7 separate regions of the Mus musculus genome follow, and all the other regions are linked to region 1. The links are chromatin loops, found by intact Hi-C in ENCODE. Cell type or tissue: heart. All regions are shown on one strand. Links, peaks and the distances in the headings refer to the core of each region. The heading gives the core; the rest is flanking DNA.

What was found. A loop is a pair of places that touch in the nucleus more often than their neighbours do. Peaks named below come from ENCODE experiments on the same cell type or tissue, not always from the same donor. Only the 100,000 strongest peaks of a DNase experiment are listed, where the experiment ranks them.
Region 2: it touches region 1 in a loop (2.0-fold over the local background); 2 of 42 quality-filtered maps call a loop at or near these places.
Region 3: a loop joins it to region 1, with 2.7 times the contacts of the local background. A loop is called at or near these places in 16 of 42 quality-filtered maps.
Region 4: a loop joins it to region 1, with 4 times the contacts of the local background. A loop is called at or near these places in 3 of 42 quality-filtered maps.
Region 5: it touches region 1 in a loop (2.1-fold over the local background); 3 of 42 quality-filtered maps call a loop at or near these places.
Region 6: it touches region 1 in a loop (2.3-fold over the local background); 14 of 42 quality-filtered maps call a loop at or near these places.
Region 7: it touches region 1 in a loop (5-fold over the local background); 20 of 42 quality-filtered maps call a loop at or near these places.

Annotation. Positions count from the first base shown.
Region 1 is chr13:103,108,343-103,112,703 of GRCm38, forward strand. The region is part of intron 3 of Mast4 (microtubule associated serine/threonine kinase family member 4); the gene reads right to left. Among named protein-coding and RNA genes, the nearest start is that of Gm30050, 13 kb to the left of the region's middle. In heart, for the core only: a CTCF peak has its summit at 1,795 (motif pointing left); no DNase peak of the experiment used is centred there; H3K27ac peaks cover 1,425 bases.
Region 2 is chr13:102,991,851-102,996,211 of GRCm38, forward strand. All of the region lies in intron 4 of Mast4 (microtubule associated serine/threonine kinase family member 4), which reads right to left. Among named protein-coding and RNA genes, the nearest start is that of Gm30106, 86 kb to the left of the region's middle. In heart, for the core only: no CTCF peak of the experiment used is centred there; a DNase peak (open chromatin) is centred at 2,481.
Region 3 is chr13:102,808,656-102,813,016 of GRCm38, forward strand. It overlaps Mast4 (microtubule associated serine/threonine kinase family member 4), which reads right to left. Exons shown (of 29, transcript NM_175171.3): 6 at 1,846-1,915. Among named protein-coding and RNA genes, the nearest start is that of Gm17160, 49 kb to the left of the region's middle. In heart, for the core only: a CTCF peak has its summit at 2,581; a DNase peak (open chromatin) is centred at 2,706; H3K4me3 peaks cover 839 bases; H3K27ac peaks cover 652 bases.
Region 4 is chr13:103,048,488-103,052,848 of GRCm38, forward strand. All of the region lies in intron 3 of Mast4 (microtubule associated serine/threonine kinase family member 4), which reads right to left. Among named protein-coding and RNA genes, the nearest start is that of Gm30050, 46 kb to the right of the region's middle. In heart, for the core only: a CTCF peak has its summit at 1,735 (motif pointing right); no DNase peak of the experiment used is centred there.
Region 5 is chr13:102,795,536-102,799,896 of GRCm38, forward strand. Mast4 (microtubule associated serine/threonine kinase family member 4) reads right to left here. Exons shown (of 29, transcript NM_175171.3): 8 at 2,511-2,668; 9 at 551-626. Among named protein-coding and RNA genes, the nearest start is that of Gm17160, 35 kb to the left of the region's middle. In heart, for the core only: no CTCF peak of the experiment used is centred there; no DNase peak of the experiment used is centred there.
Region 6 is chr13:102,802,897-102,807,257 of GRCm38, forward strand. It overlaps Mast4 (microtubule associated serine/threonine kinase family member 4), which reads right to left. Exons shown (of 29, transcript NM_175171.3): 7 at 1,746-1,824. Among named protein-coding and RNA genes, the nearest start is that of Gm17160, 43 kb to the left of the region's middle. In heart, for the core only: no CTCF peak of the experiment used is centred there; no DNase peak of the experiment used is centred there.
Region 7 is chr13:102,676,802-102,681,162 of GRCm38, forward strand. No RefSeq gene overlaps it. Among named protein-coding and RNA genes, the nearest start is that of Gm41046, 13 kb to the left of the region's middle. In heart, for the core only: a CTCF peak has its summit at 1,889 (motif pointing right); a DNase peak (open chromatin) is centred at 1,900.

The DNA of each region.
Region 1 (4,361 bases), core at 217-4,216:
GTCTCTTGTGAGACTATGCCGGGGCCTAGCAAACACAGAAGTGGATGCTCACAGTCAACTATTGGATGGATCACAGGGCTCCCAATGGAGGAGCTAGAGAAAGTACCCAAGGAGCTAAAGGGATCTGCAACCCTATAGGTAGAACAACATTATGAACTAACCAGTACCCCGGAGCTCTTGACTCTAGCTGCATATGTATCAAAAGATGGCCTAGTTGGCCATCACTGGAAAGAGAGGCCCATTGGACACGCAAAGTTTATATGCCCCAGTACAGGGGAACTCCAGGGCCAAAAAGGGGGAGTGGGTGGGTAGGGGAGTGGGGGTGGGTGGGTATGGGGGACTTTTGGTATAGCATTGGAAATGTAAATGAGCTAAATACCTAATAAAAAATTAAAAAAAAAAGAAATAGTGCCCACACCCCCAAAAAAAAAAAAAAAAAAAAGATTCAGTGCCTTCAAGACCCTCTCACTATCTGTCAATCACCTTCGGGAGTGACCATAACACTCGAGAAAAGGGGCGTGGCTGAGAGAAACAGCAAGGAGGAGGCGCATGGGGCCTGTGGCCATAGGAAAAGGTGGCTCTCATCTCCTGAAGACTAGTATTGCCACAGGAAGGCAAAACTTTCTCTGCACGTTCCTTCCTCTCAGACCCAAGGTCACTGGAGTGGGGCCACCCTGCCCTCTCTGCCCTTCCTACCCACACTACACAGCTCTATTATTAAATGTAAACTTCATCTTTCCTTTCTCCGGGTCTCTCCAAAGCCACCAGACTCTGGTGACAATTTCATACCTCTCCTGACAACCTTGAAATCCTGTCAGAGCTCTCCTCAGAGACGGCAGGTAAGGCTATCTGTGAGCGGCCTGTTAATTGTATTCTTTAACTGTCCTCTGCAGAATACAGGACACAACTGGATGGGGACATCGTGGCTGTTTTACCCGAGGATAATACTAACAGATTAAATCAGATTCTACGGTAGATTCTTCACCCTGAATCATGGAAAAAAAAAAAGCAGGTTTCTTTCCAGGGAAAATATAACAAAATATAAAAATTGATTAGAAATAAGTCTAGAGAGCACCCTTATTTGGGCCTGAAGCACAAGTTTTAAAATGCACGCCAGTGATTTCACTGCCCCACTTCCAGGAGGGATACTCGCAGGGAGAAAGGTAAATGTCTACTGCTTGCTTCTAACGAAACACCTTTGACCGGTTTTTCCATAAAAGCCACAACTAATACACTCCCACCGTGGAGTTATTTAGCTGTGGTGTTTGATTACACATGCAGTGAGTTATTGATAATGCATCCAGTAACATAAAGTCTACTCCTTCAAAAGGAGCGTACGCTTAGCATGTTTCACCAATTCCTTTTAAGTTACTGGAAGGGATTTCTCCAGCTCAAATATATACAGCCTTTCGGTGATAACTCAAACACGGAAACCCAGGATACAAAAGCATCGTCCACACATTATTCCCTAAAGCTCAAAACACTATCGAGAGGAACACCTTTTTCTCCTTTGCAGCAGTGATCTGAGGCCAACTACCACGGAGAAAATCTCCATGTGACGTCAAAAAGCGTTTTAATCTCAGATTATCCAATTGGCTTTCTCACGAATGGTTTCGTGTGCTCTGACTGTTTTTCCTCCTATGGCTTGTGAGTCACAGTGCCTTGGTGAGTCATCTTGCCAACAGAGTGCACCTTTCTTTCACATGCATCAGAGATCCTTTAAAAGGGAAAGCAACAGTTTGGCTTGTATCCACCACAAAGGCTATCGGCCGATGCGCCACCTTGTGGACAAAAGTAACCACTGCATCGGTTGACTTCACAGTGGCTCTTTCACCAACCACCTTTTAAAAATGCTTGGCTTAAATGAGTTACTAGAGATGAATCGAGGTGAAAATACATCCCTTGTGTGTTTACATTTCTGTAAAGACCCACAAGAGGGCAGAGCATGTGGACACCAGGACAAAAGTGACTGTCTCTTTGTACTTACGGTACACAGATCTCACAGCATTAAGACATAGTCGTCACCTGTTAGCTTTATCCCAAGGGCTGTACTGTCAGGGAGGTACAAGGCTCTCAGGAACAGGTTCTGTGGCTGCATAATTTTGCCCATAGCTCTGACAACATTTCGGAACTCTAAAAATCTATCTGGGGATCCTCTTGTCAGGAGAGATTGACAGAACGGTGAGGAGGGGAGGGGAGCATCATGGTCTGTCACTGCCAAACACGTTTACCATCTTAACCCACAGGCCTGGCATCAGAAGGCAGAGATCTGTTGTTAGTGGAAACAGCCCAGGAAGGCAGGTTAAGACCCTCCAATAGTCCGTCTAATGTTCCCTATGTCCTTCCAACAAAGCACGGGCTGGCGGAAGCAATGCAGAGTATGGTGTTCAGTGCCTACTGTGTGTTTATCACATGCATGTGCACCTGATATTCCCTCTAAACACTGCATACCATGGACTCAGTTTGTTTCATGCTACTAGAAAGCAATGTTCAGACTCCAAACTACCCATTTTTTCTCTCAGTGGATAAAACATACACACACACACACACACACACACACTGCCCCCTGTGCTACTCGGTTCACAGAAGCTGTTTGTTCAATTGGTTGGATCTGAGATGTGTATGTGTGTGTGTACACTAAGCACTGAATCCAGGCTTAGTAAAGCAAAGAAGGAGTTGTACCACAGAGGAGCCCTACCCTCTGAAGCCCAAATAAATAGTTTCACAAAGGGCATTCTTAGGCTCTGATCTCCTATATCTTTTACTTCGGTAAATTAGAAGCAGAAATACAGAAGAGTGCTGCAAGGTTCAGCAGCAGGACCAGAGGAAAGTCCTGTCTTTGCCGTCCTTTCCTTTAGGGAGCCGAAATAGCACAAGAAGTCCAACGAGGAGGCTGGAGGCTGGGAATGGCTCCGTCTACAAAGAAGTGTTTACTGTGCAAGTCTGAGAACTTGAGTGCAGATCCCCAGACACATAGCTCACTTCTGTCATCCCAGGAGCTTACTGGCCGGCTAACCCCAGGTTCAGTGAAACTCTGTCTCAAAAATTAAGGCAGACAGTGATTAAGAGAGACACAGATGTCAACTTCTGGCCTCTGTAAATATATGCAGGAATGAGTGTTTTGCGCACACACTCTCTCTCTCTGTCTCTCTCTCTCTGTCTCTTTCTCTCTCTCTGTCTCTCTCTCTCTCTCTCCCTTCCCCCCTCTCTCTCTGAGTATGCACACATGCACACAGAGAAAAAGAGCAACAGGGGCAGGCAGGCAGAGGCAGATAGAGATGTGGTGGAGGAGGGAGGGAGGGAGGGAGAGCACAGAGAACATGGGCAATGGAGCAAATGAAATCTGTACCTCAGCTCTTCCCCACACCCCTCAATGCCCTTGGAAGGTATTCTAACTAATTGCTTCCTTTGATTTCTCTTCGCTTCCTTAAGGGAAGAGAAAACACATTTGCCTGTGTTTACTTCCAGCATTTTAGTTCCTACGTTTTTTCCAGACCTACAGAGTGTAAGAATAGAATTTCCCCCCAGATATCCACCAATTGTGTACATTTTTTTCTGTAATACTGTAGGTAGTTGAGAAAATGCATACATTCTAAACAGAAATGGCTTTTCAACCTTGCACCTTCAGATAAAAAGTTCCCCCCACAAGGTGCTAAAAGGTCAATAAATGCATACTGAGATAGAGACCCTAGAACAGTCTTTTAGGAATTGCACTTCCAATAAAAAAAGAGAAAAACCCTCTTTAAATGCCAAAAATAAATCAAATCTCCAGGAAGTGCTTTTTTATGTCTGTTCTGGCTGACAGCATTCTTCTGTTTTGGAGTTTGGAGTCAGGCACTTCCAGCCTTTTATCCAGAGATGCATCAGCTTAGCCCTTACCATGCCGCCGCATCAGTACCAACTCTGTACGGATAATACACTTCTTCACCATGACAGAAACGGGAGAACAGCAAAGGCAGGGCCTGGAGGGAGGACCAGGAAGCAACCAAGCATGGTCAATAAATTCCACAGCAGACAGCCTTCTGTGCTCCACCCAAGGGCAACACAGAAAAGCTGCCCTCCATAGCAAACTTTCTATCCCAAGGTCTCAGGGTCCCCCTCCTAGCCCCCCTTTCTTAGATCAGCCTTGGCTCCCATCTCACAAACATTTCTATATTCTCTTAGTAACTTAGGCTGTCTTCTGACAGCAAAAGAAACACAGGTTGTTTCAGAGCAAAGATCTGACCAAACCAAACCAAACCTCTTGCCCTTGAGAATATATTTTTTGAGTTCTGCATTTTACAAACCATCTCTTAAGATTTTGGCTGTTTGTGACAGAGTCACATATGGAGCCCAGGTCTGGCCTCCAGCCTGCTGTGTAG
Region 2 (4,361 bases), core at 103-4,102, 120 kb before region 1:
CACAACGTTTTGTTGGGACTTACTTAAACCAAATGAAGACTATGAATAAATGAAAGGATTTAATTGCTAAATTTCATGGCGTGTCACAGAGAAAATAGCAAATTTCACTCTGCCCAAGATGAATAAAAAAGTCGGAGGGTAGGGAAAGAAAACCGGCGCACATTATTTACATAGCCTAAGTAGATATCAAAGATCGCAGACATGCTCTGCGGAACAGAACTAATCGCTAGCCTGTGACCCATGCATAGCTAATTACCGAGCCCAAGGTGGAAAAAACTGTCAGAGCAGCATGCAGACCGGCCTTCATCATTTCTATTGTAAACAAGAACCTGCCACGCGGAGCATTTAGCTGCAAGTGTAGTCCTGACACAAGCTCATTTCCCTTCATCTTTCTCTGTTTTACCTTCTTGATGTTCCTGGGGAAACAGTGTTGCTCCCTGACAGCCATGACCTGTGGGGTTGCCACCTGAGTTCCTGCCTCTTTGCTGGAACCAAATAGTGCACCTGGAGTCTTTTACAGGAAAGAGACCTTACGAAATCACTACCTTATAAGTAAATGAGGGGAGAGAATGTGACATTTCTTTCTAGGGTTGGACTCTTCTCTGCAACACATTTTCCCGAGGAAGGCTGACATCATAGAAGCTGATGAAGTTTCTGGATCTATCTGATGAATGTGGAAGAGCTTTTCCCAATGCGGACTTCTCACGTGCTCTTCCAAGCACACCTTGCAGGCTGACAAATAGGCTTGTCTGTAAAAAGCCTGCCCTGGTTAAGATTTCGTAGACGACTGAGAAGGATTCTCATGTTACATATCTTAGACATGAGGGCATTAATGATGTCCTTGTACCACCTCATTGTTCCTCTTGAAACAAAATAATGGAGGTGACTCCTGTTTTATAGAATTTCCACAATACCCCGCAGATAGCATGGCTTTAGAGGACCCTCTACATTCTTTTAAAACTTCAGTGAGACTATCCAAAGAGATCACCAGGGTCAATGTTCCCATTCTGATAGTGACTTCAATGGGAAGAGCTCGCAGCCCTGTGCTTGGCTGTTCCACACCATGTATAATAACCCCCTGGCTACCTGGAGGCAGCTCCGCTTTCAGTATGATCTGTAGATCAAGAGGGGCAGAGACGAGAAAGAACACAGGCAATAAAACCCAAATGATCTTTGGAGCATCTAGATCACTGAAGAAAATGGAAAAAATAATTAATAAATGAAACCCATTGCATGGTGAGTCCAATCCCATCTTACTGACTAGTAACAGTTCTGAGAGCTTTGTCAGCAATGTGCTAAGCAGACTGATCCAAGCTGGCTATGAACCTTATGCCATCGAGTGCACTTTACACCAAGAAATATGGTACATAGGAAATACGGTACACTTCTAGCAAACCAGCAGAGAAATTTTTCCCTTGGCACAGATAATCTGGGTTCCTAGTAAGTACCAAGGTTTACTTAAATTGCTAAAGTCGACAGTCTGGGGGCAAAACTAGGGAGACAGGAATGGAGGCTAGGATATAAAGTCCAACAGTGAGGGATATGATATCCTTTATGACACAGGTGAGTATGAATAGCACATATTAATGGCCGTATCAGTGACCTAAGCAGGAGATACTGGGTAAGGGAATCATATAACTGTGACTCTCAATGCCACTCTTAGGAACAGATAAAATAATTTCTATGAAGCTCCATTTTCCCTAAATCTTGTCCTCGTGAAATTGTTCATCTCCAGGGAATAGCTGTGCATCCAAGGCTATGGAAAAGCATGAATAATTCAGGATGCATAGGGATGCTTTCCAGTAACCTTTATTTACCCTGTGCTGCTGTGTGGGGCGGGTCCCCCTCCACAGACTACAATATGACCTCAGTCCCGAAAGAACGGTTTTATACTCTAGCAATAGCCCTGCCTCTTCTGGTTTCCTCACAGGGTCCTATTGCCCCAGAGAGCCCAGGTGTGGCTACTCTGGGGGGCGGGCGGGCGGGTGGGCAGTGGGGGGTACAACGACAGTGTTTTCCTGCCTTAGACATTTGAAACACATAGTAAATGCAAATGTTTATTTTCAGAGGTTTTATTCTTTGAAGAAATGAAGTTTCCTGATCATTCCTCATCTATTTTTCTATTCATAGTCTCTCTCTCTCTCTCACCTCTCTCTTTCTTTCTCTATCTTTCCCTGTCTCTTACACACACACACACACACACACACACACACACACACACTTTACTGGCCTAAACGCAAGGAACACGCAACTTAATATAAAGACAAGTCTTTTTGGAAAGCAAAATCCTCATGGGGTCAGCTGAATGGAGCTCAAGACGACTGTTCTTCTTGGCTGACAACAGCCAGTGAGATTGTCCTTCTTCTCTGCTCTGTGAGCTAATGATAGAAAACAGTGGCGCGTCCTCCACAGTGCTGTCCTTGCCAACAGGCTGCTGCTGTCACAACTCGATGCTTTCTGGCAGGAAGTGGCCATGCCAACACCATTTATGGTGGCGGGAAACGGAGTCCGGATACAAAACATGAGCAGCTAAGGAGGACACGGCCTCAGAGTCTTTTCCTCCAACTCACATAGAAGATGCTTTGGGGAAGAGAAGCCAAGGAACACAGCAGCCCAGCGCTTTATATGGTCCGTTCGTTTTTCTTGGACCTCCTCTGTACAAGTCCTCTACGGGCTAGTGACTGGAGTTCCTGTGGGGAAGATCTCTCTGTGGGGTAGGTACAGTGTACTGGCTAGTTTTGTGTCAACTTGACACAGCTGGAGTTATCACAGAGAAAGGAGCTTCAGTTGAGGAAAGGCCTCCATGAGATCCAACTGTAAGGCATTTTCTCAATTAGTGATCAAGGGGGAAATTTCGGCCCCTTGTGGGTGGTGCCATCTCTGGTCTGGTAGTCTTGGGTTCTATACGAGAGCAGGCTGAGCAAGCCAGGGGAAGCAAGCCAGTAAAGAACATCCCTCCATGGCCTCTGCATCAGCTCCTGCTTCCTGACTTGCTTGAGTTCCAGTCCTGACTTCCTTTGGTGATGAACAGCAATGTGGAAGTGTAAGCTGAATAAACCCTTTCCTCCCCAACTTGCTTCTTGGTCATGATGTTTGTGCAGGAATAGAAACCCTGACTAAGATATACAGCTATATAGAATAAACTGGTAATTCTAATATGTGATGTTTAAATAGACCACCGCTTTCTTATGTAAGAGAAGTTCAGAAGCATCCAGGTAGTCCAGGGATGTGTTGGTGGCTACCAAAACATCCCATTCAAAAGACCTTATTCAGCTTTCAACCATTTTTTGATTTTAATTAATTAATTTATTATATGTATGTACCCTGTAGCTGTCTTCAGACACCCCAGAAGAGGGCATCAGATTTCATTACAAATGGCTGTGAGCCACCATGTAGTTGCTGGGATTTGAACTCAGTACTTTCGGAAGAGCAGTGCTCTTAGCGACTGAGCCATCTCTCCAGCCCCCCAGTCAACCACTCTTTTTTTTAAAAAAAGATTTATTTTACGTATGTGAGTACACTGTAGCTGTACAGATGGTTGTGAGCCTTCATGTGATTGTTAGGAACTGAATTTTAGGACCTCTGCTCACTCCAGTCAGCCCTGATCGCTCAGTCCCCACTCACTCCGGCCCAAAGATTTATTTATTATTATATATAAGTACACTGTAGCTGTCTTCAGCCATACCAGAAGAGGGCAGATCTCATTAAGGGTGGTTGTGAGCCACCGTGTGGTTTCTGGGATTTGAACTCAGGACCTTCAGAAGAGCAGTCAGTGCTCTTACCCGATGAACCCTCTCTCTGGTCCCCGAGTCAACCATTCTTAATGATCCAATTTACCTACCATGCTCACTTCCTGTGTTGGCTGCTGTGGCTCAGCCAACACAAATGTACTGACTGACAGGAAGGAGGAAGAAAGAAAGAAAAAAGAAAGGAAGGAATGGAAAGAAAAAGGGAAGGGAAGGGAAGGGAAGGGAAGGGAAGGGAAGGGAAGGGAAGGGAAGGGAAGGGAAGGGAAGGGAAGGGAAAAGGGTCTCTAGCTGGTTTTCTGGCCAGAAACTTCTGTTTGTCTCTCATGGTCCAGAATACAGTACATATGTTCTGACTATAGGATAAATAATTGTATTGAGAATGAAGCCTAGAAGATATAGTCCCTTGGCTAAGTGCATTTGTATATATATAAAACTTCAGAGTTTATCACAAACACAAAAGGGAAGGCAGGAGACCCTTACTGTATAATTGGATGTATCTACCAATGAGCGGACACTTCTACCTTGGGAACATCTGAAGCAGGAGAGCATCTTGACTCAGTTACCAAGGAGACACCACCAGGAAATAAGATGACTGTATCCTAGCAGGACAGA
Region 3 (4,361 bases), core at 91-4,090, 300 kb before region 1:
GTGATAATCCCGTCACGGTTTATGGTTTATTTGTCAAAAATTAACATGCCTGGGAGGTTGTGCTTTTTTTTCCCCATAGCGCAGAAGCCAGATTCATCTGTCCTTCAGTCTCCCACATAATTATTAGATGCTCTTCATTTTTATAAATCTGGCAGGATTAAGGGACTGTGGCTTAGGTCATGTTTTCATACACACTGCAATGATTTGCACTTATGACTCGGGGTAGTGGGACGCACCCACACTCCATTTTGGACTACAGAGGGCACTCTGTTTATCGACCTTCAAAGTTTTTCCTCCCTACTTGGAATAGTGAACCATCAGGAACTAACAGTCACTGGGCAGACACACTTTCTGGGCCAGTTACCTTCTGCATTTCTTTTGCAGTATAATAGTTAGAAGAAAAGCTTAATTTAAAAAAAAAAAAAAGAGTTGGATCTCAGAGAAGATCCAGGTGTAGGTCTCAGCAAGCTCTTTGAGATGCTGTCTTAATCATTCTTCTAACTCAGCCCGCGTGGGATTCAGAGCGGCCTTGAGCATATGATGGGAAATGACTGCGGTAATGAGAGAACAAACATTCTCCTTGGATTGGGACTTAGTGTAGACTCTTAATCATACAGAGTTCTGGAAAATGCTGCTGGAATCTTAATTACAATACAGAGCTCTGAAACTCCTTTTCTTAGGATTTCAGAACATAAAATGGATCACACGCTGACAAGTGTGCTCATTAGTGATGTGTAGAGGAACAAAGGCATGTACTCTGAGACAGAACTATATGGTTTGGGACATGCTATCTGAATTCACGTTGGGGTATAATTAAGTCTGTGAGAAATTCTTACAAATCAATGGGACATCCAGACCATAAACTAAATTTATTCTGAATATTTGGAGACCTGAAGGGGCATTTTGCAATCTGTCTTTCCTGGGTGGAGGAAGCAAGCCACATATGTGAGAAGAGAGAAGGATGTTTGACTGAGAAAAACATACTAATTCAGAATCCAGAAGAAAGGGCTGAGGCTACAGCAAGGGGACCAGCCCGGGAAAAGCTTGGACGTTAAAGGTGTCAAGTAAGGACACTTCCTCTTAACTCAGTTCCCTAGGAGCAGAGGCATAGCGCCTAAGCATTTGCTGCCTAATTCTAAGTATAACAGTAGTAGAAGAGAGCTCCAGATATATTGGCGCACGCCTTTAATGCCAGCATCTAGAGGCAGAGGCAGGTGGATATCTGAGTTCGAGGCCAGCCTGGTCTACAGAGTGAGTTCCAGGACAGCCAGGGCTACACAAAGAAACCCTGTCTGGAAAAAAAAAAAAAAAAACAAAGTATTTCTTAGCTCTGTCATTCAATTGTTCCCAAGTTCACATCTTGTAACCCAGAGTCTCATTTTTACAAAAAGGACAACATATGACAAAAACAAAAGCTTGTACCAGGACATAGATGAATATTGCCTGCATAACAACATCTCAAAAAAAAAAAAAAAAAAAAAAAGGTCAGTAAAAATCTGTTCAGGCTGAATCATGCTTGCTCTAAAGATGGGAGAAAACCCAGAGAGAAGGACCTCCCTGCCTTCACAGGGGCTCACATTTAGCAAAGGACCAGGAGAACTCTCTAATGCTAAGACAGAAGTCATCACGAAACAGTTAAAGCCAGTGTGTTCAATGTAACAAGGTCCTTTGGTTGCAGAAGGCTTTATGTGATAATGAAAAGGCTCTCACAAGACAGAGCCCTGAAAGAGAAGGTGGGAGGAGGAAGGGGGTTGTGTGTGTGGGGGGGGGGGGGCGGGGGAGGGGGACTCGAGCAGAGACATCCCGAGGGACCACTTTATGTCCCACTCAAATGGCCATCCTTACCTCCTCGCAAATGAGAAATGGGCTGAGGCACTGGGGGAGAAATTCCTTGGACTGTCTTGAGGGCTATTTCCTGTGGAGAGAGAAAGAGAAATGAGCAACCTCATTTTGTTTTTGTACCATTATCCATATCCAGAATCTTCTTTCCAGTAATCAGTTTCTTTACAGTTCTACAAAATAGCATTTCCTCTAATAATGTTTCAGCTTTGCCTCGAGCAGGGATCTGGGAAGCAGTCGAGGTGGGGTTGGGGGTGGGGATGGGGGTGGGAGAACACCAAGTTCCAGCACAGCCTTCCAAGTGGGCCAAGCAAGGGAATACACATGGTCACCACTATAACCTAAACAGGTTGGTCTGTGGAATAATGAGCACATACACGTTCAGTGTTATATCTTCAGAAGCTAACATTTACGTGGGAGGGAAGCTCAGGCTGTCCTAGGAGGTGCATTTTATTTTGTGGCAGGCAGCCTTGATATGAAAGAAAGAGAAAAAAAAAGTCTTGAAAGGGGGAGGCTTGGATTCCAAGGCATACATTTAAAAGAGAGTTGTGTCAAGACTAATAAAATACGAAGGAGAATCCAGCCATCTGTACCTATTTCTAAAATGTCTCAGGCTCTATCTTAGCATGGCTGGAAGAACCTGGCAGGATTAACCCTCGCCAATATTGTCTTCAGCAAGCCCCATGTCTCTAAGCGGCTGGAATGTGACTGGCCAGGCAGAAGATTCTAAAAGCCATGGCCACAGGGAGATGGCAGCACTCGCCTCTCCTCGAGTCCTCCACAGGCCGAGAAGGAGCACAGGAAGGAGGGCAGCTCCCTGGGGGCTTGTTACTTTCTCCATCAGCCGGCTCAACCTGCTGCTGATCATTGACAAGGCTTGGCAGGCAGCTGGCGAGGGCAAGTTCAGGACACTCCAGACCACGCTGCTTCCCCTGCATATTTAATGAGACGCGCTGCATTGTGGGAGGACCACTTGGGAATGGAGCTGGTTTCGGGAAGGAGGTGAGAAAAGGCTGCAAAGTAGCTCTGTAGTTTCTTGAAAAGTGGAGAGATAGATCGGGGAAGATGCCCTTCATCCCCAATAGTACCACCACTGCTGTGGCACTGGCTCAGTGAGAGTGACCACTGTAGTCAGCTATAAGGAATGCCCAGCTGCGGGAGGTAAACGATTTGTTATTAGTGTGCTAAAGAAGAAACAGCCTAACACCTAAAGGACTGTAAGTTTAGTGTTACCTCGAGGACTTCTTACACTGGCTACATCTCCACTGAAATTTTTCAATTAACTTAAGGTTGCAAATTTTATAGTGTTGTCTTCAACAGATGCTATTAACTTTATGACAGCACAATCAAAGCCATTCAACGGGGAAGCGCTGAGAAGCCGTTTCTTTATAGAGAGGCAAGGAGCAGTCCCCCTGCCACAGTGAAATTTATCATGTCTTTACATCTGCTGTTCCCGGGGCCCCTGGAGGAATGGATTTTGCTTTTGCCGTCCAGTAATCCAGGATTCATTCTGTCTGTTTATCTACACAGCAAATTAACTTATTTTGATTTCTCTCAACAGCATTCATTTCCCCCACTCCTAATTTAGCGTGTGTGTCACCCTCTGCATTCTGTGAAAAAGCTCAATAATTTCAGGATGGCTAAAAGCCCTTGCTTCCTAAGGGGGTAACATAATGCGTGGAATCATTGTATAGAGGTTGGGGTTGGTTTTTTTGTTGTTACTGTTTGTTGTAAGTTTGGGAATATATTCATGTTGCTTGTACACCATGGAGAGCAAACGACCAGTAAATTATTAGTTGTAACAAAAACAGTTGCTTGCTTGAAGCCAAGACATTCTGACCACAGTCCTTTCTGCCTCATTCACAAGAAGAAAATAACACCAAGGGAACCTGGCCCGATCCCTAGCCTGTCTTCTCTGTACAGAGAACACGTAAGCTGAGGGTTCATGTGGTGAGTGGAAACAGAGAGTGCACTTTTAAACACCAAAAATGGGGGAAAAGGAGAGCCGGGAGATAAGCATAAAATGGCGGCCGCTAGGAAGCCAGTGCCATTTTCTTAAACACACATGATGATCTTCAAGCTTGAGGACAGCTAGCCAGAGACAGACTGAGAAGACTGATTTAACTCTGCCCTTCAAAGACATCCAAGCTGCCATTGCCAAAGCCTCCATTAACCATTCCTGGACTTATAGCTTCGCTCCCTGGGCTGCCTACCTAGGTATGATCGAAACTTCATTTTTTTCCCCCTCTCACTTGGTTTCACCCTGCCATAAAAGCAGACCCTAGATTCCTTTACCTTCAGCCTCAGGTCTATGGGGCCATCTGTGTATCTTAACAACTCTGCATCTCTATTTGTCCAAATGTTGGCTGAAAAGGTGAAATGAGATGTATACAGCATTCACACAGCTGTCTGTGAGTTGTTTAAGAACTAGACTGGTTTGAGAGATGGTATCAAGCATTTCTGTCAATGTGTGGACATTAACAAAAACATCATAGAGAGAACTTCAACAAACTATGATGACA
Region 4 (4,361 bases), core at 203-4,202, 60 kb before region 1:
TCTTTTACTGAGACCTACGGCTTACTGATTAGTTTTTAGGCTGATTGGCAAGTGAGTCCAGGATATCTCTTGTCTCCCTCTCCCCAGGACTGAGATTACAATTGTGTGTCACCATGCCTGGCTTTTTAAAAATTATATTGCTGTTTCTAGTATGTGCATGTGTGTGTGTGTGTGTGAGAGAGAGGGGGGGGGGAGACAATGAGAGACAGAGAAACAGAGACAGAGAATTCACAAGTGTGTATGTATATGGTGTATTCATACTTGTGTGCACATGCATAAAGGCTGAAAGAGGCTAGCAGATGTAGTGTTCTATTACCCGCCATTTTGTTCCTTTGAGACAGCATCTCTTACCCGCCCTAGTGTTAGGATGCTCTTGGCAAGCCCCAGTGGTCCACCTGTCTGCCTCACACAGAGCTGGTTGCAGGGCACATACCCATGCCCAGAGTTTTATGTGGATTCTTCTCGGATCCTCATGCTGACACAGCAAGTGCTCTTACCTATGCAGCGATCTCTCCAACCCCACATCTGGCTTCTCACGTTGGTGCTGGGGAATCAGACTTGGTCTCCGTGCCTGCTGTCTTCCCAACCCCACATTTGCTTTTCTCAGGATCATATACTTATGCTTCTTGGCTCTCCATCAGTGTGTAGGAAGGTCTTTTTAATGCCAACAGAAACAAACTTTGTAAGCTGAGACAGACGTACATGTGCTAGCTTTCAAATGCTGAAAGAGCCCTGCTTTTCCTGGTATACGGCACGCCTGGGGAAGATGGCAAGACACTGTATGATGGCTGAAGACAGAAACCACCCCCTCTGACCCTGGCCTCTCTTTCTTCTTTGCTGCTTCTTGGGCGAGCAACTGAACTCATGCAGTGAATCCTTGCTGAACGGTTGGTTACAGGTTTCTAAGGAAGGCAGTAGACATTCAAAATGGAACATGGTCTGGACACAGAGGATCTCATCACCTGGGAAATGGGAAAACAGTTTCCTTGTGGTGGGGCTTTGTCATACAAGCTGACAACTATGTCTCAGGAGTTGTCTCACAGATTTGAGTAACAGCCAGAGGAGAGAGAAAAGTACTGTGTGCTGGCCATGGAATGTTTTCCTTCTGATCTAAACCATGGCAGAGATTTACAGATCTGGTTATTTGTATCTGACTAATACCAAACACACCTATGACATCAGGCAGCCTCCTGCTCACTAAGAGACTCTACTTTCCCTCCCAAGTTCACAACTCTCAGGATGCAAGGGACAGACTCAGGTAAGATCAAGAAAAGGCAACCCTGCAGCAATTTCTGTCATTTTCACCTTAAAACCTCATCTTTTACAGAGTGCTTCCCCTCAGGATCATAAGCTATTGACCAGAGAAAAGAAGAGGGGGCTGGTCTCCTGTGTTCTTCAGAGGTGCCTGCTATCTGTCATGCTCTTTCATGACCTGGATGCTGTTAAGCGTTAGGAGTGCTCTGTACAGGATGCTCCAGTTTGTCAACATTTCTCAAGCTGTAGCCTTATAAAACTATATTTATCTGGGAGTTCTACACACACACACACACACACACACACACACACACACACACACACACACACACACAGAGAGAGAGAGAGAGAGAGAGAGAGAGAGAGAGAGAGAAAGAGAGAGAGAGAGAGAGAGAGAGAGAGTGTAATTGTTACTGCCAGAGATGCCAAGGGTACCATCAATGCAGAGCATCTCTTCACCAGCTAGTAATGGCCATCAGGAGGCAGCAAAGTAGGTAAGAACAGGCTAGAGAGGCTCAGTAGTTAAATTCATTTGTCGCTCTTTCTAAGAACCTAGGTTCGGTTCCCAGTACTCACACAGCAGCTCATGGCCATCTGTAATTATAGTTGCAGGGAATCTAACTCCCTTTTCTGACCTCTATAGTCACAAAAACCACACAGTATATATACATATATTCGGACAAACAATCATAAATATAAAATTATATACACATGTGTGTGCATATGTGTATGTATGTATGTATGTATGTATGTATGTATGTGTATAATCTTAAGGGGAAAGAGTCAAGGACAATGCTAAATATTATGGCTTATATCTGTATGAGGCTCATGCATGCAGGAATGGGAGCAAGAGGCCAACCTGAATTACAAGGCTACTTAGCAAGAGTCTGTCTCAAAAAGCCTGAAGCACAGTGAGGAAGGATAAATGAGATGAGATAAGATGGGAGAGGGAGGGGAGGGGAGGAGGAGGAGCAGAGGGAGGAATCACTACAGGAAGGGAAGACTACAAGCAGTTTAAAAATACTTCGTTGTCTCCTCTCAACAGCTTATCTCTTCCTGAGAAAGATGGTGCCACTGTTGCTTTGCACTGGGCGAGGGCTGAGGGAGTCAAGGAGAGGACTCCGGAGTTAACTAGCCCTTCTTTGGCTTCAGAGCTAGTAAACAAAATCTGAAAATAGCTCTTTGTGCTCTCAAAGCTGGAGTGCAACTACCATAAGGAAACGTCCCAAAAGGATGATGGCTCTTCCCTGGCTGCTATCATACCCGTGACTGACAGCTACTGCAGGGACTCATGCAACACACATGCCCGACACTGATGCTGTTTAAAAGTTCCTAACCTTCCAAGTCTTTTCTGACCAGAACTCATGGATCTGTCCCTGTTCATGATCAGAGTCCTGCTGGCGCTGCCAACCAGCATTCATTATCATCTCTGCTTAATTTATTTGCCAATTAAACTATGTGTTTGAAGGTATTGAGTTAAATCCTGCAGATTATAATATTTCACACCTAACATCCTGGTAGACTAATAAAAATCCACTGTACTTCTCAAAGATCACAATATCTTAAGCCCCTATTTTATAGAATAGGGAGGAAAATCCAAGAAAATGTAGACCAGGCTTACCTGATAGCTAATGCTGTTTATCGACTTGATAGGATCTACAAGTACCTATGGGATAGGCCTCCAAGCTTTTCACTGTAGAACTGTCTAGATTTCATTACTTGAAGTGGGATGACTCACCCTAAGTGTCATGGATGCATTTCATAGGCTGGAGTCCTGGGCTGCATCAAAATGAGAAAGTGGCCATACATTGCTTTCTGCTCCCTGACTGCAGATGCAGAATGCCTAACAACTTAATAATCCTGCTGCCATGACTTCTCTACCGCGATGGATGGGACCCTTAAACCATGAGCCTCAATAAACCCTTCCTTCCTTCAGTTCCTTCCATCTGGTACTTTGTCACAGCAATACGAATTTACCTACTAGGTTATTATTTACCTAATAACTATTTAAGTAATCATTTACCTAATAACAATGATAACAGCAATCCCAATTTAAAAGACGTTTACAATTTGGTACTGAGTAACTGCTTTAACCATGAGGTCACTACCTCACCAGACCCTCAAAGGCATCCTGATGTGACCGACACTGCTTTGTGAATGAGAAGGCGAAAGCTAACCTGCAGTGATTAAGTGATTGGCTTCAGGTCACAGTTAATAAGTCTCAGAAATGAGATTCATGCTCATTTCAGTTGGGACCAAAGATCACTGATAGATGGCTGATGTCAGGAGGAGCACACAAACAGAAACTATAAACTCCCTCAAAGATTTCTATTAGAAATTTATGAGCCCTAAAGTCCTTTATTAAAAAAAAAGTTCGAATAGTGCAACATTTCATGTTGTTTTCTTAAAAAAACAATTCCCAGAATAATTATGGCAACTAACTTCCTATCCCCTCCCTGTCTTTCTATGTCCTTAAATATAGTAAGGAGTATTGCATCCTCCCAAAAAGAAGAAATTACTCTTTAACACTTGAAAATTCCCAGGACTAGAAAGGTGTTAATTACCATCTAGAAACTCCATGCATAATAAGGCTCCAAATTGTAGATAATTTAAAACCCATCCCTTCCATGTTTAAAAAAAAAAAATCAATCTATTTTCTTTTGACATGACAGAAAGAAACACAGTCCTGTGATTTCCCACTCTCTATTTACAACCATCTCTGCAGCTATGAATTCTGGTCCCTTCCTTCTCCAACCTTGGGTTCTGAGGTCTCAGAGATGTTTATTCTTCAGGTAGGCAAGGATGAAAAAGGATCAATCCTAAAAGGTTTACACTAAGCGGAAAGAGAAGACCATCTGCTCTGAGATAGCTCCGGGCTGATTTTCCCAGCAGGGGAGCCCAAGTTTTATGAACCTCATTCTCATTAGAGAAAAGGAGAGAAATTGCTGAGAATTCATAGAAAGGATTTTCAAACCCTACAGCAGGTTCAAATGATGTATCCTCACAGGCAGGTTTGGGTTGCTGGATTATCTGCGCACTGTGGGAGTCTGGGGTTTGTTTTATACAGACGGATAGAATGTTTCAACACTTTCTGGTCTTGAAATGTA
Region 5 (4,361 bases), core at 269-4,268, 310 kb before region 1:
TGGGGCTCAGAGAGCTGCTACTGATACCCAAGGGGCCTGGCAGCAAGCCTTCATACACTGCACTCTGGCTTAGGTCTAATTCCTCTTACCAGCTGGGTTGGGGAACACGACAGTGTATCTCTGCTTCTACAGGAAGGGGCTTAGAAAGGGAGACGAGAAGGGAAAAATAGATTTAAGAAAGAAACCAGTGTCCAGGCCACTGCAAGCTCCGGCTTCCGAGAGGAAAACCATGTGCACTCTTGACGCTGTGCAGCAGATGAGGAATATGAGTCCAGAGAGTCAGAAGGATATAGTGCCTGTGAGGCCAGGACCTCCTCCTGGACCTGCCAGGGCCCCTGCTACGGAGTACACGCCAGCAACATCCATCAGGCAGAGCAGTTGTGCGCTTCTTGTTTGTTTAGTGGTTTTCTCCCTCTAGGAAGGCTATGGTACTGCTTAATACAAAGCATTACTGGGCTGGGCCCTCACTTGTAACAAAACCACCTTACAGAGGCTGAGCCCGTGTCGCCCACTCACTGAGACGCCAGGCATCTTAAATTCCGTCCATTACCTTTGGGAACCTTTCTTTGTAGACATGGTTCATCATAATTATTTCATGGTCACAGCAGGCGGGGGACCGTCCAGGGCTGCAAGCAAAGCAAATTACCCTTTTAAACCCACCACAGTATCAGAGGAAAACAAGCCTTTTATTTATAAACAGTCAGTTGCATCGGAAGTACTATGCAACCCTCATATGAGAAGTCGTGGTTCAGATGATAAATTACAAAAATCAGTCATTAGCACGCGCATAGACACATGGACCCCCAAACCACACAAACACAATAGATAGGATGTAAAATGCAAGCTTAAGGAGTGCAATGGCACAGAGTAATTCCAGTCACGGTACCCTGGCTGAAGATGCCCTTGCAGTGAGACTATGTCATGCACGTGGCATGAGCTTATGTAGCTGTGGCAACCAATCAATGAACTGTGGTATCAAACAAAACGGGGCGGCCACTAGCAGCACCATCCAAGACGTATTTACCAGTGCAATTTCACACTTCTCTCATACACCTGCGCTCTGCCACGCACCGCCAGGGAGGGCGGAGAGCCTGCCATGGCACAGGTGTTCTGGTGAAATCCATTTTCTACTCTAACACATATTTATTTGGGATGCTGAGGTAGGCATTACATATGATAAGAAAAGAGGCATACAACTCATTGTGTGCTTTTGTATGTTTGCCACTTTGTGTTTTCGTTTTTTGTTTTCCTGTAAAGATAGTTGTATAGTTTGGGGGGGGGGCTGTATTCTTGGGTACACATAGCTTAGTCTAGATGCCCTGGATACTTCTTAAGGAAAGCAGAACCTTCTCAATAAACCACGGTGACTCTAGATAAGGTGGAAACATTTTCTTTTATTCTAGATTTCAAAATAAATTCCTACATCCTGCAATTATACAGTGTGGATTCCTTTGGTACTAGTTTATGATATTCTATGAACAGGAAACCTAGAGGAAAACTCCTTCTTAGTAAACTTCCATGTTGACCTGATACCTAAGCAAGCTCAGTTTTAAAGACTAAAGCTTTAGCAGGTGGACATACATTCTGTCCCCCTGAGATCTCATGATGACGAGGAGACACATGCCCTGATTCCCTCTACTAAGAAGACCTGTTGCCCAGCTTCTGGGTGTACCATCAGCACAAGTCTAGAGTTGGCCATCTGTCCTGCAGGATAGCCTCAGCTGCAGGAGGGAACTTCCTATAGTGACTAGATCTTCCCAGGCTACTGCCGAAAAAAGACCAATGACTAACGAGCTGCAGCAAGGGTATATACAGAGGGATAAGTCTACAGGTATCCCAGCCTGCAGTGGGCTGAGGGTGATGGCCCATACTAAACTGGGACTTCTCCTCCTCCCTGGGCCTGCTTCCTCCTTTCTTTCTATTCATGAGCATCTGCGGAGCTCTCTCATAAATGTCCTAGATAAGGCCCCTGGTTGGAGATACTTCCATCTGGAAACATTACTGTGACAGCTACAGTTCAAAGCAAGGCTAGAAGCCAGCCCTATTCAGTACCTAGAGGACTGCATTTGCCAACCACAAAACTTAGACACCACAAGTCCTAAGAAGGTGCTCATCATTACGGAGAAAATAAGACTTAGATGGGAAGATGGAATAAGAAGACTACAATGGGTTTTATAATATCAAATCTGGGGAAGCTATCTTTCCATTTATTCTCCCCACACCCTTTTCAACAAACTTCTCTGTCTTTGTATGATACTATAAACTGCTCTTGCACCATGGCTAGACTTTTTTTTTATAGTCTCTATGGCTTTTATAACAATTAGTGCATTGTGAAAACTTAAAAGAAATATAATACCTCTCTATGGTTGATTAATGATGTCATCGATAGGTGGAATACCACACTTCTATTTGTGACAATTCACAAACCAGTGAGCACATACGTGCAAATTACAGATATGATTGAACACAAATAATTTCAGTAAACAGCAGTGTAGGTCAGGTCTACACACCTGAGACTCCGGGAACGTGGACGCATGGGTGTGTTTCTGCACCGGTTCTCAGTGGCGATACTTTCTGTTGTGCAGAAGTGTTTGGATAAGAAGTGTAATTCATCTGGGGTTGGCTGGTATGGTAGCTGGTGCAACTTCTCCTGGGAAGAACAGGATGACTGAAAGAAAGCAGAGGAAAGTTAGGAGACAAACTTCCAGGGACAATTCTGGAAATGAATTAGAGCATCAACCTTGGGCAATGTGGCCATTGAACGCTGGTTTCATGAGAGCAACTAAAGCCTAGGTGTAGGACATGACTTCTGAGCGTTCACCATGCCTTCTAGATGCCCCTCCATTTGACTGCAGCTTCTCAAAGACTGAGTCCTTTCTGGGTTAAAAAAAAAAAAACCAAACCTGTGAGATGGACAGAAGCTAGTTAAAACCCAAGGAAGAGACTCCTGCTGCTGTTCCCAGCAAAAAACTTTTATTTGTAAGTAAATAACACGATTATATGCTGTGAAGTCATAAAAAAGGTAATGAAACCTTCCTCAATAAAAGCACGCTGCTCTTTGATGCAAATGCCACCCATGTGTGTTATGGGCACAAGGGAAGGACAGAGAAGTATGTATCTTCCCTTTCCTTATTTGGGGGTGGGCAGGTATGGGGCAAGAATGTTCCGTCCCTTCTCCACTGAACAGTTTAAGTGGAGGTCCTGGGGCTTTATCTCTTCCTTGCTCTAAATTTACCTCTTAAAAATCATCGCTCAACATCTGGAATGTGATGGAGAAGGTGAGCATCTAAGGACAGGTGACTTTTAAACAACCTGACTTCGGGAACTGGGCAACGAAGGAATTGTTAGCTTCAAGGTTTAGTGAGTGATAAACTCAGCAAATCAATGCTAATAAAAGAGATTGAGAATTCTTGAATACATGGAAACAGGGCTAGAATAAGCACATGTTTGAAAGATACTAGTCATTTGAAAATGTCAGTTCAGGTAGAGCTTTGCATTAAACAAACAAAACAAAACAAACAAAAAAACCAACAACAAAACCCTGTGCTTACGAGAGAATGCACTTCATAAATAGTAAAGTACCGTGGTTCAGTAGTAATGGAAATTAATGACCATAGCTGAAAATATCCTACACCTTGAAATTATAAAATGCCCTGCTAAGTACATAGTAAGATAGACAGGGATTTTTATAATGTAATGAGATTATTTTATAAACCATAAAAATGAGAACACAAGAGAGAATTATGAGATAAAGCGAAGCTTTATTCGGGGTAAACAGGCACTCTTAAAAATACTTCCACTATGAGAAAAGGAAATAAAACACATGAACTAAATCAATTCAGAAAGTCTAGAAAAGAATCATAAAAATCAAGCAGGAGAGAAGCAGGGGTAACAGCAAGGACAAGGGATGTAACGGAAAACAGGAGAGATTTACACGGAGGGCTGAGGGTGTGGCTCAGTGGGAGAACACTTGATTCACACGCACCAGGGCCCGATCCCTAGCACAGGGAAAGCCAAACTTAAAACACTCACACACGTGTGCACATGCACTCGAGAGTGGGTGTGTGTGTGTGATAAACTAAAACCAGAATGTATATATACACAAACGTAAGAGAAAAAACACTACACACAAAGTGAAAAACTAAAAACAAACTACAAACACACACACACACACACACACACACACACATACACACACACCTCTACCTTATCTATACCTTCACAGGTAACTCTCTGCCCACATTTCTATCTGCAAACCCACTTCTGCATATAAGTTTCCAGCAATCATTTTGAGTAGCAAAGTTTCAACTGATGTGATAGGAAATTATGTAAAAATCGTCTATCCACTTAGTGTGAATGTT
Region 6 (4,361 bases), core at 165-4,164, 310 kb before region 1:
TTTTCTGTACTTTAGGTTTTGGACCTAAAAAGACGGGGGTAGGGACAGCAGTGGTGTCACAGAACACGTCACACGCATGCAACAAGCTCAACCACTTCAAGGACATAGACTAGTGCTTGTTTTATAATATTACAAAAACATAATTTAAAAAATTATTTAGACTCAATGGTCTGATTCAGTATACTCACCCTTTATAACTCATGTTAATAAAATGATGTGTGATTATTAGGAAAAAAAAAAGTTGCATCTTGTACTCTCCTGCTATTCATGACCAGGAGAGATTTATCACCTGAGTTGTTATTAACGCTGAATGAGGGCGATACACGGTGATAACGGTGCTATAGCCAAGAGCCATGGATTTAAGCTTTTAGTGTGAGGAGGCGTGTGGGTAAGGAAGTCACAGAGCCAGGAATCAGTACTGTTTATTTGTGGCTTGGTTCTAATTAAAGGGACCCAAGGGTCTAGGGAATGGCAGCACTTAAAACATTTTCAATTCCTCTGGGAGGTATCCCGTTTCAGCACACATTTTGAAAATGTATGGTCCTACATTTTCACATCTGAAATCGCCGGCAATGGCAGCTGCCATAATAATCAAGTAGAATCTCAGTGGTACTTAGTAACAATTTTATCCACTGATGACACCCAGGATGGCAGGGGTGGGCGGGGGTGGGGGAGGGGCTCCAAACGGACAGCAAACTCCCACAGCACAGCAAATGGAAAAGAGCCAGGAAAAGAGAGGGCCTCTCCCCACGCACTACTCTAAGAGATAGAAAGCGAACCCAACAGATGTTAACAATTTGATTTTAGAGGTGCCCTAGAAACCCCACATTCCACTCAAGCTTCTGCAAACACAAGCGTAAGGAGGAGGGGGCACTAGTTAGTTCATCTCACAAGTTTTAGTTTCTTATCAGTTTCAACATGCATCAGTGGCTGCACACTGAGCACAATGCTGTGGGGTGGACAGTCCGAAACAATAAACTGTGGCTTTTGACAAAATGAGGAGGGAACTGAATTAGAAAAGGCTTCACGGTTTGGGCTGCTGGATACAGGGCATCCAGACCACCTTGTTAGGCATTCATTGAATACTGTGTGACCTCTTGGGTCTTTCTAAACCACCACCTGGTTCTCAGAGCTCCGTGGTCACAGAAACTCCTCTAACTTAAACCAGGTAGGCTTGTATCTAATCTACTGAACAGTATTCAGTAACTGCTAGGCCGGGGGTTGAAATGTTATCATTATCCCCTTCCACAGACTTACTAAGTTCCTTTGTTGTTGTTGTTGTTTGTTTTTAAGTTGTTAGGGTAGAGACAAATTTATGGCTTTGTGTGAGGGAGGGCATCCTTCGAAGGAAAGAGAAAACAAAACAAACTTCTGTCTCAGCCACACACAAGAGAAGAGCGAGTCCATCAAAGTTGAACGGAGTCTTCACGCACACATCCGGTATGGAGCGCCAACACTGAATGTAGACTGTGTTGTTTTCCCCAAACTACATCAAATGGTATTAAGATGAAGGCTCTCATCCTCCAAACGTGTCATCCTGGGCCTTAGACTTTTATGCTCTGTAGTTTGGAAGCTTCCAGAAACTGTACCATTTCTACATTGTTAGGCCATTGTTTGACACATATCTTATTCGACGAGACATGTGGAATTTGCCTTTTCCTTCCCCCATCAGGAACCACCCAGAGAAAAACAGAGCATAGATTAGTTCTGTGGTTCTGAGGTGAGGAGAAAAATGAAGCACTTACGGAGACGGTGGAGCTTGGGGTATTTGTCCCATAGCCTGAGGAAGGGAGAGAAGCCAGAGACCAGCGGCGCCCATCCGTTCTGTGGATAAAGGGAGCTCGGTTAGGTCAAATGTGGAAGTGCTGATACCAGGGAACCCCAGAGAACCCCCAGGGAATTAGGTTATCTTTAATCAAATGACATAAGCATAGTCTATGAGGATGTGAGAATGCTTGGCCTGGGTTAGGGTAAACAAACATTATACAGCAGGTTGCCTTTTATTTAATAGGAATCAATACACCCAAACAAGTAGAAAGTGAATGGGTTGATCCATAGTATTGATCTCTCACTAATACACTTTGACAAAATGAATACCGGGGATAATTACAATGGTCAGACTCAGCAGATTCGAAGCAGTGCAAGCAGAAAGGGAGAGGAAATGTGTTCTGTGTGGAAAGGACAACTGCCCAGTGATCTCAACGTGGTCCCAGACTCCATCAGGGTGCAAGACCCTGGGGCACGCTCAGGGCCTTCAGGAGGTTTTTCACCTGGGATTTCTAAGCATGTAGTTTTTCTTATTGTAAACAGAGGTGGTGGGGGGCACTGGGCTCCTGGTTACGTCACACTCTGAAGTAGCAAGTAGCTTTATGGTCAGAAAGCTTGAAGCTCAGGCTTTGGAGAGTTATTGCGTTCTGACATGACCTGGCTTCATATAATGTTGGTGCAAAGGTCATCTTTGTTTGAGTCTCTGAGCCTGCAGCAAGCTCTGCCCAGTCACCCAAACGGCTGGAGGAAACCGCCTCTACTCATAATGGAAATGAACACAGAGTGAAGTCACCTGCTCCAGCCTCAGAGTCCAAGCAGCCAGGGTCCTTAAAGAGAATGGCTTTTGTCCTTGAATGGTGACTAAATGGAGTTGGACTGTGGGTTCAGTCAGGACCAATACAGGGGTCTGACGTGAAACGATGCAGTAGTTATTAGCCATGTTGCTGGGAGGGCAAGGGGCTGCCACAGAGCAAATTTCCAGGGATTTCTGTTATTCTAGAGCTTTATTCGAAATTTAAAGTAAGATCATACTGTATATGTATGTATGTATGTATGTATGTATGTATGTATGTATGATAAACTGTCAGAGGAAAAACAAAGACGTGGAAATTTTCCGAGGGGCAAAACAGAAAAACCACATTATTAAAAAGCTGCACTACAGTCTTAGAGACAGGATCATGTTGAGACGTTCTGTAATTCACACTTTTGTTCATTTACCAAGGGGGAGACAGCAACGTAGGAAGTCTAACACAGACACGCTCACAGGAAGCTGAAGTCAGGGAATTGGATAGCATCAGACGAGTTTGAGAAACCACACTTTGATGCCCATATGGAAAATGGCCACTGTAGCCTGATAGTTCAAGGCAGGTCTTCTAGGCTACGGTGGTGTCACCTCCAATAAACGCAAATGGTCCACAGAAACAAGATGGAGGCAAAGCAGACACATCACAGAGTGATTACAATGCTAAGATTTTAGTGAAATTTACCTGTCATTTCTGTGGCCATGATTGGAGTACAATTGAAATCAAGTATTTAAAAAAAGAAGAAGAAGAAGAAGCAAAATGAGATGTTTATAAATATACCAGAGAAAAGTAATTGGGGTGATTAAATCATGTGCTTGTTTAAGAACATTTTTATGTAGATGAAAATGTTGAAATTTCTAAGGAAAACAATTACAGCATGCACATAAAAGGTACAACCACCAGTTAAAGGGACACAGGCAGATCTTATATTTAGCTACCTATTAAAATATTTAAAAGCAATGCCTGAGTATTCTATCTTAACCACTTTTAATTTAACAAAGAAAGGGATATGATTTTTTTAAAAGAACTGATCAGTCCATTTCATAGCACTTATCAGAAACTAGACTCTGGAAAGAGTGAGGAACTCATTTCCCCAGCATGGGTTGTTTTGTGATTCGTTAACTCCCCTTTCCCTCAGGTACCCACAGACATATTTCAGATGGATGAGCAGTTCCAAGAGGAGACAAGTTCTTATTAATTCTGAAGTATGAATTACATTTGCTTAGTCCAGAAAACACACAACTGGAAAGATGTTTAAACAAGAGTGTGCTCAGTTCTTGGTACAGCCATCAACCAGAAATAATTCATGTCTCATAAACTTCCCTAAGTTGCCTGTGTCTGTTTACTCAAATGGAGCAAAAGGACCATTGCATTTTTCGTTGCCATGACAACCGCACATCAGAAAGTTGCTATATATGCTACATGCAGTACTGAGTGGAGACAGTGCCCCCTTCCCATGGAAGACATCACACAGGCACAACTTGGATCTGACTAACAATGCTGTCTTTTCTGTTTAGTAGTGATTCAAAGACAACGTCCTCATCTTCCCAAAGCAACAAGATTCTGAGGAGATTCTTTTCTTTCCAGGTGGAAATCTCAATGTTGCGTCAAATCAAAGAGGAAGGGAAACACCTCTGAGAATATAGGACACAAAGAGATTGGAGGTGGGTGGGGCCAACTCACAAAACATTTACTTTTGTGTAGTACACAAAAAAGCATGAATGCTCTGATTCCAGCCTGACCATTTTAATTGCATGAAGAGAAAGCAGGTTAATGTGTCCAGTATATAGT
Region 7 (4,361 bases), core at 103-4,102, 430 kb before region 1:
CATGCTGAGGAAAGCTGCTAACAGGGAGTGGAACCAATCTAGGAGAAAGCAGTTTGTTGCAGTCAACAAAGATGAAAAAGGAGTGGAGATCTGAAGACTGCTTTGACATCAGCCATGGAGATGCAGAGTTTGGAGTTTGCCCAGCTGGTTTCCTGTCTTTCTTTGGGGATTACAGTTAAGTAATTGGATAAATCTCAGAAGAGACCTTGAACTTTGGACTTTTAACACTGTTGAGACTGCTATAGACTATGAGGACTTTGAAAGTTGGACTAAATGCATTTTGCATTATTCTGTGTTTAAATATGGCCCCCCATACATTCATGTGTTTGAACTAGCCTATGGGGACTAGGGAGTGGAATGTGATGGTTTGTATATTCTTGGACCAGGGAGTGGCACCATTTGGAGGTGTGACCTGGTTGGAATAGGTGTGTCACTGTGGGTGTGGGCTCACCCTAGTTGCTTGGAAGTCAGTCTTCCACTAGCCGCCTTTGGATGAAGATGTAGAACTCTCAGCTCTGCCTGCACCATGCCTGCCGGGATGCTGTCATGCTCCCATCTTGATGATAATCGACTGAACCTCTGAACCTGTAAACCAGCCCCAATTAAATGTTGACCTTAATAAGAGTAGTTTTGGTCAAGTTAGTTGATGCTCATTATACAGGACACAGGAAATACTCAACATATTAAAGTAGGGGTTCATGTGTTTGTTTGCTTTTAAGGGTTTTGGAGAGGTTGTTGGGGAGCCAGGTTATGTCAGCCCACAGTTCATTAAATAATACAGCCCTTCCTGGCAGGGAGGTCCTGGTGTCAGGAGCTTGAGGCAGCTGCTCAAGTTGTATGCAAACTCAGAAAGCAGAGACTGGTGAATCTAATGTGGTTTGAAGTTCTAAAATTTGGGCGCGTTATTTTGTATTTGGAACTTTTTTTTTTTTTTTTTTTTTTGATAGGGAAGGAAGTGACTACTTTCGCATCTGTGAAACATGTTAGTACGGAGATAGTGGAACAAATGGGGAAAAAAAGCCTGTCTTTGCCACCAGGAGTTATCCCACCCCCATCCCCATTTCTGAGGCAAAGAACATTATGCTTGTTTGTTTTTCTAAAGGACAGTGTAATATACACTGATGTCAAGATAAAGCAAGGTAATAAGGCTTATAAAGATTTTTTAATTATGCAAATTTGCTGAAGGGCATTTTTTGCCAGATACACAAAAATTGCATTCAAAGAATCACAACTCTGGACTGGAGAGATGGCTCAGCGGTTAAGTGCACTGACTGCTCTTCTGAAGTTCCTGAGTTCAAATCCCAGCAACCACATGGTGGCTCACAACCACCTGTAATGGAACCCAATGCCCTCTTCTGGTATGTCTGAAGACAACAACAGTGTACTCACATATATAAAATAAATAAACCCTTAAAAAAAAAGTACTACTAGTTCTAGAAAGGACCAGGAACTGGTAGCTAGACAGTCCATCCATTTACCCAACCATAATTGTTGGACGGACTCCTAATACACTATGAGGAAAGGCAGGCCTGTGATGTCACCAGTTTTACTACTAATAGAAGGAAATTTTCAAGCAAACAAAATATTCAGAAGCTGCAATAGAATTTAGCACAGAGGAGAGTAGTGACTTTAACTTCTGCACGGAGTTGTCTCCGGGGCATGGAGGATATTGGGGTATATTCATTGTTCTACAAACACCTTAGGGGTATGGAAAATGATGGTCATCTCTTAGTCTCCAGAAGTTGCTAATACAGCCTTCAAGCCACAAGGACACATCAGCAGTACAGTGCCACACAGGTCCCCAGTAGAGGAATGTCTCCTGGTCCTCAGAGCAAGGCTGAAGTGCCATGATTGTTCTCCTGGTAATCTCCATGTGACATTCAGAAAGTGGCCACTAGGTGGCAGCTGCATGCTGCGAAGAAATAAACCCTACTGTACTTGGTGCTCAGAAGCCAAACTTCAACTAAGTCCTGTGCCTGAACAGAGGATGGAGACAGGTTGGGGTTTACTCTGACCTCAGCCCACAAGCAGGCGAAATGGGGGACTGGGTGTTCTGAGCACCTCTGAAAAGTTGAAAGTTGGATTTTAATTCATTCGTATGAATTAAAGTAATTTAAATACAACAGCAGATGTTCAGCTCGGGTATTTAAAAACCTTTAAATCAACCTGGCTATGAACACAGGAGTCTGACAACCTACTTCCTCAACTGCGAATTCTATTAACAGACAGTTCCATTGAAAATAATGAAGTTAAGCTATGCTGTAAATGGCAAAGTCACCACTGAGGTTGACATAGAAGTGTGTTATAACCACCTCAGTAGCTCTTCTGTCACCTCAGAGTTACCATCTTGACCACATTTGGAAAGATCTACCCTCCCAACAAGCTTGATTCATACTTGTATGAGTTATGCTGATTTTATATTGATTTATGTAACATTTTGATGTTGTTTTGAGATAAAGCATATTAAATTTCACCTTCTTTCCTTTCGCTGCGTGGTTTGGTTTGGGAGGTGTTTTGCCACTTACTGAGAGAAAATTAAATGAAACACAGAGGTAGGAACACACTGGGAGAAGACAGCAGCCCTCTCCAGGCTCCTGCGGAGGCTGTTCCTTTCTCTACCTGCCCCAGGGCCCTCCAGTCCATGTCTCTCCACGGGGATACTTGCCTTCCTACCCAACTCAGGCATTTTCCTGGTGGTTTGGATCCTCTTGGTTCAAAGAAAAGTAGTGATCTTATATTTTCCTTCTCTTCTCTCTCCTCTTACTCCTGCTTCTCTCCAGCTTGGTCCCACGGTGCGTGAAGAAAGGAGCCTTCCTGCCCACTCACCCAGTTGTGTGCCAGTTCTGTAGCTTGTGTGGCAGGTTCTAAATTCTTACAGCAACTCTTACTGTCTACTTCTTTTTTTCCACTCTCTCTTTTCTTTTCTTTTTTCCTTTTTCTTTTTATTGGATATTTTATTTATTTACAGTTCAAATGTTATCCCCTTTCCTGGTTCCCCCTCCGGAAACCCCCTATCCCGTCCCCTCTCCCCCTGCTTCTATGAGGGTGTTCCCCCACCCACGCACCCACTCCCACCTCCCTGACCTGGCATTCCCCTACACTGGGACATCAAGCCTTCACAGGTCCAAGGGCCTCTCCTCTCATTGATGTTTGACAAGGCTAACATATGCAGCTGGAGCCATGGGTCCCTCCATGTCTACTCTTTGGTTGGTGGTTTAGTTCCTGAAGCTCTGTGGGGGGAGGGTCTGGTTGGTTGATATTGTTCTTCCTATGGGTTGCTAACCCCTTCAGCTCCTTCAGTCTTACTGTCTACTTCTTAGGAACCAAAGACAGACAGACAGACAGACAGAGAGGGAGAGAGAGAGAGAGAGAGAGAGAGAGAGAGAGAGAGAAACAAAGAAACAAAGAAAATTTAGAAATACAAATTCTAAAAAGCAAAATGTAGATAATGGAAGTAATAACAGATTTTTTTTTAATAATATTGTTCTCTCTTTTTATATGTTGATGTGGGCAGCAGGTCCTTATGTGTGCCTGAGCAAAATGAGGACTCTCTGAGGGAACAGTGGGGGTTATAAGCAAAAATAGCACAAGAAAAAGCTCTGGGGGTGAAGCCACAAAGGTGAGCAAACCTGACTGCGCTAATGACTGCCCCACCCCCATCCTGTGTCCTTCCACCCCACACCTCACCTCCACTTAGAATGTCCGGCCACTTTCCTTCCTGGATTCATTACTCAAGAATCATAAAGAATTATAAATGACCTAGAATGTTTGCTTCTTGTGCATTAATGATGTTAGATTATTCGTTCTCTCTCTCTCTCTCTCTCTCTCTCTCTCTCTCTCTCTCTCTCTCTCTCTCTCTTGAAAGAGAATACCAAGAGTCTTAGGGATGGGCTGGGTCAGGATGCTGTGCTTATCTGGCATCAGATGGGGTGTGTGATGTGTAGTTAGCCACTGGCTTCAGAAGGCTGAGCATTTGGTATTTGCCTGCTACATATTCGTAGGATATAGTTCCAAAAGTTCCTTTTGGTGGTGGTGGTGGGGGGTGGTGTCATGTTTCTTAACTAGGATAATTGTGTAAAAGCTACAAGCCCTTTTCACTTTAATCAGAGATAAGCATGCTTAGATTTGGGGGAGAAAAAAATTATATATACATATACATACATATATATATATATATATATATATATATATATAGAGAGAGAGAGAGAGAGAGAGAGAGAGAGAGATTGAGTTAGAAGGCAATCATCTTACATGACTGGGAAATGAAGCTTCTAGACTTTGGGAGTTATTTAACAAAATTTCCAGTGCCAGGCCTGAACACCTCCTTATGGGTTATTGATTGAAGGCACCAGAAATCCCCA